Linked DNA regions of Homo sapiens: region 2 is linked to region 1. The links are chromatin contacts, found by Hi-C in ENCODE. All regions are on one chromosome and are shown on one strand. The core of a region is the stretch at or near the end of the contact, and the rest is flanking DNA. Distances in the headings are between cores, read along the strand shown.

What was found. Hi-C counts contacts between places; a loop is a spot of excess contacts on that map. Pooled maps may share reads with other maps.
Region 2: a map with no recorded cell type shows a loop between it and region 1 (2.4-fold over the local background). The contact joins the promoter of PLN here to the enhancer-like site in region 1. A Hi-C loop is called at or near these places in 2 of 37 single-sample maps with no recorded cell type and 7 of 50 pooled maps.

Annotation. Positions count from the first base shown.
Region 1 is chr6:118,186,301-118,191,414 of GRCh38, reverse strand. The region is part of intron 2 of SLC35F1 (solute carrier family 35 member F1); the gene reads right to left. Among named protein-coding and RNA genes, the nearest start is that of SLC35F1, 280 kb to the right of the region's middle. RefSeq lists a silencer at 3,052-3,265. Within about 2 kb of position 3,639, at least 5 of the 41 ENCODE cell types and tissues checked have a DNase peak (open chromatin) inside an H3K27ac peak, as active enhancers do.
Region 2 is chr6:118,544,872-118,549,997 of GRCh38, reverse strand. It overlaps PLN (phospholamban), which reads right to left and starts at 1,702. Exons shown (of 2, transcript NM_002667.5): 1 at 1,606-1,702. The region is part of intron 3 of CEP85L (centrosomal protein 85L); the gene reads left to right.

The DNA.
Region 1 (5,114 bases), core at 2,390-4,889:
ATGAGACTCTTATCTATGAATATCTTTTCGTTTATGCCTCTATGAACAATAGAAATGAATAGGGGGTCTGTTGTGTGCACTTATGGGATACTTTTGTATCCCACTGTGTGTACTTTTATTTGTGAAGGATTTTTCAGCTAGCCTTATACATAGATAACCTTATACTTTGATAGATGAAAGAGAAGTCCCAATGCAGGTGAGAAACTTTAATGGTACATATGTCGCCGCATAATCAGTAAGAAACAGAACATTGATTCACTTCTCTTAACCCACATCATGGGTTAAAGAGAACACTTCCAGGAGGCCTTTACTCTTCTAGAAGGGCATCGTGTTTTAGGTCCTTTTTCCATGGTTTGGAATAAAAGAGGCAATGACTAGAAGTGTATTCCTCATGATAGGCTCTATAGCAGATTCTACTGTAAAGGCTATGGTTACACAACAGACTTTAAATTCTCTTGTGAAAGTTATGCTAAATAATAGAATTGGCGAAACAGGAAAGTATCTGTGCAGGTACTGGCACTCATGGCCTATGGAGAAAACATTGGATATTTTAGAGATTCAGTTGTAGGGGATTAACAAAAAGAGTGCTTAGTTAAGCAAGTAGACTAACTAATTCTTTGATCTATTTGACTTTAGGTGGTTTGGTTTATGGGAGCTCTGGGTAAGGAGCATACTGCAAACTCTTGGTATTATCCTCCCCATAGTCACAATAGTAGAACCCCTGGTGCGCTGTATTCTCTCAAATGTCTTAAATATTTGCATGCAGCCATCTCTAGAATGTCAAATGGTCTCTCTTCAAGTGGAATGACAAGAGCTGAAAGAAATGTGTGACCATGAGGATACCAAACCTATGAATGATATGCTGAGACTAGAAACCCAAAATCACGCTGAGAGTGGTGCTAAGGCCCCAAGTTTTTTTAAATCATACTCTCACCTAAGTAAGAACCTGACCAAAGGGGGATTTTTTTTTTTTAAGCAAAATTATGGCAGTCCATTTTTTTGGACTGAGCTCATGCAATAGGCCCTAACAGACTAAACCAAACCAAAATGGAGTTGCTCGTGCTAAGTGTGATATAATCAAACTAAGTTTTTAAGGAAACACATAGATCCTGGTCCAGAACAGACCAGGTTTTGTTTTTCTCCTGTAAACAGGATGTTCCAGTATAAGGAGGAACCCTTGTTCCTACCTTTGCAAAACTCACTGTTCTACTGTTTCCCAGTGGGTTCCAAGACCAAATAAGTACATTTACAAGGTAATAGTGGCATCAATGACTAACATTTTGGTCAGTCTCTCAAAATGAAGAAAACGACTAAAAGGGGGGAATTGTTAAAGCAAACTAAATATGGCCTGAGAAGGACTCCATACTTCTATATCTGAGTCCTTGTGAACTAACTGCAACCTAATTTAACAAGTAGACAAGATTGAAAACTTAACTTAGCAGTATGTGCCTATAACAATAGCTGAGTCTTGGCCAATCCCAGCAGACATACTTCAACCACTCATACACTGCCAAGTGTTCAAACTGTGTTCAAATAAGGCAAATGCCAACCTGTGACTAATCTGGCTGTTTCTGTACCTCACTTTGGATTTCTGTATATCACTTTACTTTTTTTGTCTATAAATTTGATCTGACCACGAGGCCCCCTGGATTCTCTCTGAATCTTCTGTGATTCTGGGGGCTGCCCGATTTGTGAAACATTTATTGCTTAAACTCCTTTAAATTTAATTCAGCTGGAGTTTTTCAATTAAACTCTGTTACATTTAATTTGTCTAAAATTTTTCTTTTAAGAGATCAAACTCAAAAACTTCTGCATAGCAAAGTATACAATCAACAAAATCAAAAGACAGCCTACTGATTGGGAGAAAACATTTGTGAACCATATATCTGCTAAGGCGTTAATATCTAAAATATATAGTAAGACATTTATACAGTTTAATAGTAAAATGATAATAATAATCTGATTTTAAAAATGGGCAAAGTACCTGAATAGACATTTCTTCAATGAAGACATAAAAAATGGCCAAGTATATATGAAAAGGTGCTCAACATCACTAATCATTAGGAAAATGCAAATCAAACTACAGTGTGATATTACTCACACCTGTTAGAATGGCTATTATCAAGAAAACAAGAGATAACAGGTGTCACTGATGGTCTAGAGAAGAGGGAATCTTTGTACATTGCTGGTAAGAATGTAAGTTGGACTGGGCATGGTGGCTTATGCCTATAATCTCAGTACTCTAGGAGGCCGAGGCAGGAGGATTGCGAGTCCAGGAGTTCAAGACTAACCTGAACAACATGGTGAGATTCCCTCTCTACAAAAAAATTTAAAAACTAGCCAGGCATGGTGGTTCACACCTGTAGTCCCAGCTACTTGAGAGGTTGAGGTGGGAGGATTGCTCGAGCCCAGGAGGTCGAGGCTGCAGTCAGCCATGACTGCACCACTGCACTCCAGCCTGAGTGAGAGTAAGACTCTGTCTCAAAAAACAAACAAACAAAAATGTCAATCAGTGCAGGTTATGAAACTTCCTCAAAAAAGTAAGAAATAAAACTATCATATGACCGAGAAATGCCTTTTCTGGGTATATACCCAAAGGAAATGAAATCAGTATGTTGAAGAGATATCTGTACTCTCTTGTTCATCAAAGCACAATAGCCAAGATATGGAAACAACGTAAGTGTCTGTTAATGAATGAAAGGATAAAGAAAATGTGGTGTATATATACAATGAGATATTATTCAGCCTTAAAAGATCTTGTTTTTCTTTTTCTTTAAGAAACATGATACTGAATTACCAATGCACTGTCCAATAAGTTTAAGGGATTTCAACCAGAAGTATAGTTTTTCCTTTTTTTTTTTTTTGAAATGGAGTTTTGCTCTTGTTGCCCAGGCTGGAGTACAACGGCACGGTCTTGGCTCACCGCAACCTCTGCCTCCCAGGTTCAAGTGATTCTCCTGCCTCAGCCTCCCGAGTAGCTGGGATTACAGGTGCATGCCACCACGCTCAGCTACTTTTTGTATTTTTAGTAGAGACGGGGTTTCACCATGTTGGCCAGGCTTGTCTCGAACGCCTGTCTTCGGGTGATCCACCCGCCTCCACCTCCTAAAGTGCTGGGATTACAGGCGTGAGCCACCGTGCCTGGCCTAGTTTTTCCTATACTGTGATTTTCTTTCACTGAACTTTAGTAAATGAAGACAACTTGAAAGACAAAAGTATAACAAATGTAAAAGGAATTTTCTGAGAATCTGGAGTGCCACTACCAGGAAAAAGTGAATCATTTTGTCAGGAGGTCAGCTGGTGTCTGTGGCAGCAGACCTCCCCTTCAATCTGCGACTCTGTGTCAAGTTCTAAGTGACCCCATAGCATTATTGCTCAAGTTAAAGATAGTTACACATAATGAAGCAATCACATTCAGTATTAAGTTCTTTGGTAAGTGCTGACTGCTCAATGACTTGACAGAATATGAATTAAATGCTTTATGTAGTGGTCCCAGAGGAATTGGGCAATAGGAATTTATGCCATTATTTTTGAAACAACTCTGTGTCTGGCAAAAGCCAGAGACACCAGCCTAAGTTGACATCTTCCATGTGGCAATGGTGAATGATTTATATGCTAGGAGGAGTTTCCCCTTTGCTTGTAACAAAAACTATTTTTAACTCTCACAGTCAAGAGAATTTTGTTTTCTGGCTCAGGCACCTTTTAGATTAATATGCTTCCTAAAATTGAAATGACTCATTAGGATCTGTACTTTGAGTGGGCTGGAGTCTTGGTTCATACATCTCTCAGAAAGTCATTTCATCTTGAAGCTTTGGGAGAAGTCCCTCCAGCCACCCACGCGCTGGATAACTAGGGGAAAACTGATTAAGGGCTGTCAAGGAAAAAACAGAGCAAAGTGTACATTCCATTATCATTGAAGAAGTCTTGTCATGACCAAAAGGTGAAACAGTGCAGGAAAAAATTCAACTTCTTTTTGTTGTTTCACTTTCACTTATCTGCTCAGAGAACTATTTTCATGAGTTGGTTACAATTTTCAGGCCTCTTTTTTCTTACATCTGAGGGAAGGGGGCTTGGCATTAACTGGAACATTTGTCAGTCTCGGCAAAGATGGTGAGGGAGAAAGAAATAGAAATAAAAACAAGCTCTCAAAATGTGAGTGCTCCATTTGACAGAGAAGCAATTTCAGCATTGGCATTTTGGGGAAGAAGGGAGAAGAGAGGTAACATTCACATGCCTGCCTAGTGCAGGCTGTTGTTACATACATTATCTCATTTCAGATTTTGAGTCAGTGACAGAGAGCATGGGGTAGTGAACAAATCACAACTTGTACACATTACAAGAAAATGAGATCTCTCCAGAATAAAGGTCCAGAGAGATAGAATGAGATAGAGAGATAGAATGAGAGACAGTTGGGCATGAGTAATTGGATTGATATGGGAAAACAGAGGAATCTCTGGAAGGGCTGGGAGTCTATAGAAAATTTATGACTACATCAGCTTTAGAAGATAACCCAAAACCCTGGGAAGCTGGCTTTGGTTCAAGTTGTCTAGGAAACTTATCTTAAGTCCTTAACAGTTCATCAGACAGGAAAAGCTGTACCTTGATTTGCATTGTGGGGTTCTCTGAGTTCACCATTTCCCTGGGGATGGATCATTTATGGCCTCATTTAGAGACTGTGGACTACAGGTCCTATTCACTTTTATATCTCTAGCACCTAGCTTGGTATCTAGCAAATAAAAGCAGCTCAGTCAATGCTTACTGAATGAATGCCATGAATGTTGAACCACTATGTATTTGTTATTTGAAAATTGGGCAGACCCAATCCCAGTAAACTTAGTCAAAATGAAATACTTATATTATCTTAGGAATAGTTTAAAAAACTAAAGATTGGGAAGGGAGGAGGAAGACAGTGATTTAGTACAAAAGGAGTAAATGCTTTTGCCATGCAGCTATGGCAATGCATAAAATAAAGGAACCTGAAGTAAAACATGCTTTGTTACCCTGGAACTGTGCACCTGAGAAACATTTGGAATTTAAGTAAGGGTGTGGGGGTGGGGGCGCTATTATCTTTCTTTTACTCTCATAGAGTAGAAAGTACCCTTTCTGATGGCAGG
Region 2 (5,126 bases), core at 453-2,952, 360 kb before region 1:
TAACTTGCACCTTAAGGTATAGATGAACTAGTTGGGACACAATGTATGGTACTACCACATTATATTTGAAATTTTAGCAGTCTCTGTAACTGTAATTTCTGTTAACTGAGACATACTAGTGAGCTAAGGGTAAGTTTAATATAATTTCTGCTCTATCCAGAAGTATGTGTACTTTTTAGAGTAATATGTGATATAGCAAAATTCTGATACAATAAAATAACTCGTGAACACCCAATTTGAAGTGTGAGAATGTAATTTGATAGATATTTGAATAAAAATGCACAAATAACATAAGACACCTACACTGAATGACTTTTATGTACTATCAAAGGAAAAATATGAGTATAGAGATATGGAGACACAATTAGGATACCTCAGTGGTAGACAAAAATTATGTTTTTTTATGTCTTAAGGAAAGCTGCTTACAGAGTTACAAAGTTCTTATTTGTAGTGAGCAATAGAATTAACATTTGTCATAGGAATTGAGAATTTTAGAGATAAATTTTATTTTAACATATATATGAAATATGAAAATCAAAATAAATAAAATATATGTAATTTTCTGTATGCCCTGACAGAGATCTAAGAATGAGGAAACGTTTCATTTACTAAATTGAGGATTGTAACATAAAGAATAGGGTAGAATTCAAACAGAAGTCATAAAATTGATTGTGGCATCTCCATTCCTGGCATTTATTTTATTTTTTCCTTTCTTTCTAAATCCGAGAGAGGAAATGGAGTACCACTGGAGGATAATAACTTGACAAAACTATAGGCATTAATAGGCAGAAATCCATTTAATCAAATTTGTGTGAAAATAAGATAGTTAAGAATATTCGTGTGTCAAAATAACTTTTTAAAGTATCAAATTATTCTCTAACGTCAGATTTTTTGTGTTTGTGAACATTGTTTTAAAATTTCTAAACTTCTTTATGATACAATATTGAATTTAATATCAGTAACTCAATTTATTAATAGCATGGAATTTTTTTAGAAATGTTTGTTAAAAGTTGACTGGACTTTAGAGGGGAAACATCCTCAAGGGCACTTTAAAAGTAGCTTGTATTATATATTCTGAAACTCCATTTCATTATTCACTGTATGAAATTATGATAATATTGGAATAGGCATGCTGATAATGTGCATGTTGTAGTCAAATGACTATTCATATTAGTTCAGATGTAAATAGCTCAGTTCTGCACTGTTTCTCAGCAGAGCAATAAATAACAAAATTAAGTCATTGTTTTTGCATGGAGAAATTAACCACTACTACCAAATATGGTAACATAATTGGAAGATTTTTTAATTGGCAGAAATTCACATTTGAAAAGCAAAATAAAAGTGAAAGATAAATTTAAATGACAAACCAGTAACCAGGATCAAAGATGAATATGACCTTTTTCATTTCAAAGTTGTCTCATTTTTCCTGTCACTAAATGGATAAGCATTTATAAATTTAAGCACTTTGTCATGTCATTTTATTGCCTAAGATTGAACTGATATTCATAAAATTAACTCATTTTAAAAGTTCAGATTATAGAAATTATAGGAATTAAGAATTATAGAAAGTAAGAATTACCAAAGTCAGCGAAATCTGTTTCTTACCTTGGCAGCTGTGATCATCACAGTATAGAGTATTGTGTTGTATGAAGTCTTACGGGTGTTTAGCTGGGGAGTTTTCTGACTCTGTCACCCAGTTTATGGGAACAGTTGCAGTAGGTGGAGGAGAAAAAGTGTTCTAGGGAGGTCTTATGATGTCACATAGGAATTCTGAAGTTTCGATTGGTTAGCCACAGTCTCAGTCTTATCACAACCAAACTTTAGAACTTCTTACTTTAGGTATGGAAAAGTCATTAACACTTTGTGCTTCATCTTTTGTTTTTAATTTAAAACAGTATATGGTAGATAAATGAAAAAAATAAGTAAACTTGAGGTGGTGGAAAGCTTTTGTTAAAGATTCATGCATCTTCAGGCTTAGAGATAATTGAATATTAATGGTGAAGATGTTGAAGAGCTAAAATAGTTACTGCAGGAATTTTAATTATGAGAAAAATAAACACAGGTATAAGCAAAACAACTTTCATTGAATTCTTGCTGCTGTTGCTTTAATACGTGTCTTCATAATGTTAGCTTTTAGTGAAAGTGAAATATTTTTACACAATAAAATTTTATACCTGTTTTCTTATTTTGTTCTTGTTCTTGTGTGTATGGGAGAAGGAGTATGAGAAAATCAGGCTAATTGCTTTTTGTTTTAAAAAATTATTTTTATCTTACAGTTAAAGAACTAATAAATGTATTTAATTCATTTGTGTTTTCTTCAATTAGCAGTTTAACAATATATTTGTGAATAGTAATACTTATATTTAAACTGATACATACAACACCCCCAAAATAGCAATATGCTACTTTAAGTATTTAAGATTTTTTAAAAACAATTGCATTAAATTATTACACAATCTTACCAAATTTTTAATAAACTGATGCAGTATTAAGGGCAACTTTATGGCAAAAAAGAAATAATTACAGATTCCAAATCAGTTACATCTCAGTTAATGAGGCTTTATAGGTTTGATGTGTTGAAATTTAAGTTTTGTAATGTTTTTGAAAGGATGTGCCTCATTTAATCTAGCAGTTGCTTTCCTGAAAATTACTATAAAAATGAGATGCTAGTAAGTGAGATGATATTTTGAACTTCCTAGAACAGTTTATCTTACAGTAGAACTGGGGAAATAATTTTTTTGTAAAGCCGGGCATCATTCTCCTCTTCTCTGTTTATCTAATTTGTTGTCTTAGATGTTAGATTTACTTAAGTCACCACACTCGAAAATATTAATTCTTAAATCTCTTCTTTAATTTTAGAGGAGGTACTTGTAATTTTTAATTTTTTAAATGCTTATGACAGAGTGAACTTAGCCCACTTCACTTTCTTATGGGTAACTAAAATGTGTAGCAGCAGCTGCTTACATGCCCTTAAATGGAAATGATCTTGGCTTCTTCCAAAGAAAGAAAATCCATCTCTAGAGCAAATCATTTGATATTTAAAGAGTCAGCTTAAAACTAACTGAAAAATAATATTTTAGCAAAGATATCCTGTGAACATTGCCAAGGGAAAATTTACAACTTAAAAGTAAAACCCAAGTTAAGGAAATTGCAGAATAATGTTTGATACTTTTCTCAGTGCTACAACCATTTTTCTTTCAATCCTTACATAATGAGGATCTCTCAGTACTATCAGTTACCAATGATGATTGATAATACAAAACCGAGAAGCCTAACGAGGTTTACAGTAATTTGTCAGAGATAACCAGCTGCTAAAGAATAGACAGGATTCAAATCCAGATCTGTCTGTTTATAATTCCTAATCTGTTGGCATGCTGTGGGAAAAAATTATAATTTGAATATAGCTTTCATTAGAGTAGCATATAGTAACTGAGAAATTTTTAAGATGTAAATAGATGCATTCTTGAGCACTGTTAATAGTTTTAGAAAGTCTGCTTTAAGTTTGTCTACCAGTTACACATTCATTTGAAATTTAGGTGATAGATCATTGTTCTGAGAACTTCTCATTCTAAGAAAATAGAATTAGTAATACTTAGTTGGATAAACCAAGAAGCTGCCGTAGACAGAATAAAATATGCCCTAGTTACCACATGTTTATAAGTTTACTTAAAAAGTATACATAGGCATATACACACCTTAGAAGGATACTAACAACTGTGTGTGACACAGTTGGAAAATGGATTCAAAAATTTACTTTTTAGATTGGTACAAGAGTGGGGAGTTTTTGTGTTTACCTTGTTCCTTTGGGTTAGCTAGTGAAGATGACGATGATGGTGATGATCTCATGTGGAACTCTAGGAAGTATTAGATTTTAGTTTTAACTGAACATTGTTTTTAATTGCCCAAACAGAAAGTTGTTTAATAGGAGTATTAATGAGTTATAGTGTTATCAGTAGAGTGTTCCTCAATGATTCCTCAGCTAGAGGCTAGAAAATTTTTTTGAGGTGCTTTGTCACAGTCTTCATTTGGAGTTACACTATAGTTTGAATGTATTTTTGGTCACATGGCTTTATACAAATAACTTTCCTAAGCAGCCTAATCTGTGGAATAGTATTTGTGATGGTTTAATGACATGAAGTGTACATAGTGATTATCAGAGATCCTGCAACAGTGTTCATTTAGTGTTAGCACTTATTTTCTTTTTTCCTTTAGAAGGTGGATTCTTAAGGGTAAAGTGTCTTTGAACTTGGATGGGAAAATAATTACAAATTTATTTTTACTAAGCTCTAAATGAAATTTAGTATTCAGTTTCAACTGAATCATGAGTTCATGTCTTTACTTTTGTTTTTATATAGTTTTGTAGCATTTTAAATGTGTTCCTCAAAAGTATTACTAATTTTTTTTGGAAGGGGGTGCGGAGTCTCACTCTGTTACTCAGCCCCGAGTGAATGGTGCGATCTCAGCTCACTGCAACCTCTCCCTCTCGGGTTCAAGCGATTCTCCTGCCTCAGCCTCCCAAGTAGCTGAGACTACAGGCGTGTGCCACCACGCCCAGCTAACTTTTGTATTTTTAGTAGAGATGGGGTTTCACCATATTGCCCAGGCTGGTCTCAAACTCCTGACCTCGTGATCTGCCCACCTCGGCCTCCCAAAGTGCTGGGATTACAGGCGTGAGCCACCGCGCCCAGCTATATTACTAACGTTTTGTGAAGGGCACTGTGATGTATGTAGTAATCTTTTACATTGAGCATTTAAACTCCAGTCTGTAGTGGTGTATCCGGAGGGCGAAGAAGCTTCAAAATAGAATCGGTTTTTGGAAATTTTTGACCAGAAGTTAATATAAGTGATGACTAAATTAAAGCATTTTAATATTTAGACAGAGATACAGTAAAATGCAAGCTTTGAATCAATTTTTGTAATGTTCACAATACATCAAAGATAAGGAGCTTTTTTTAGATTAGATCTCCTAGACACCCAGGAAGAAGATTTTACCTATCTCTTGAGGGTACTTGAGGGTTTGATAATTACTGCCTTAAATTTTAAAGCTACGTAGGGAAGGACTGGTTCAAAAAACATCTAAGCAAAACTGCGAATAAGAATTAGTGGTCTGAGATTGAGAGGATGGA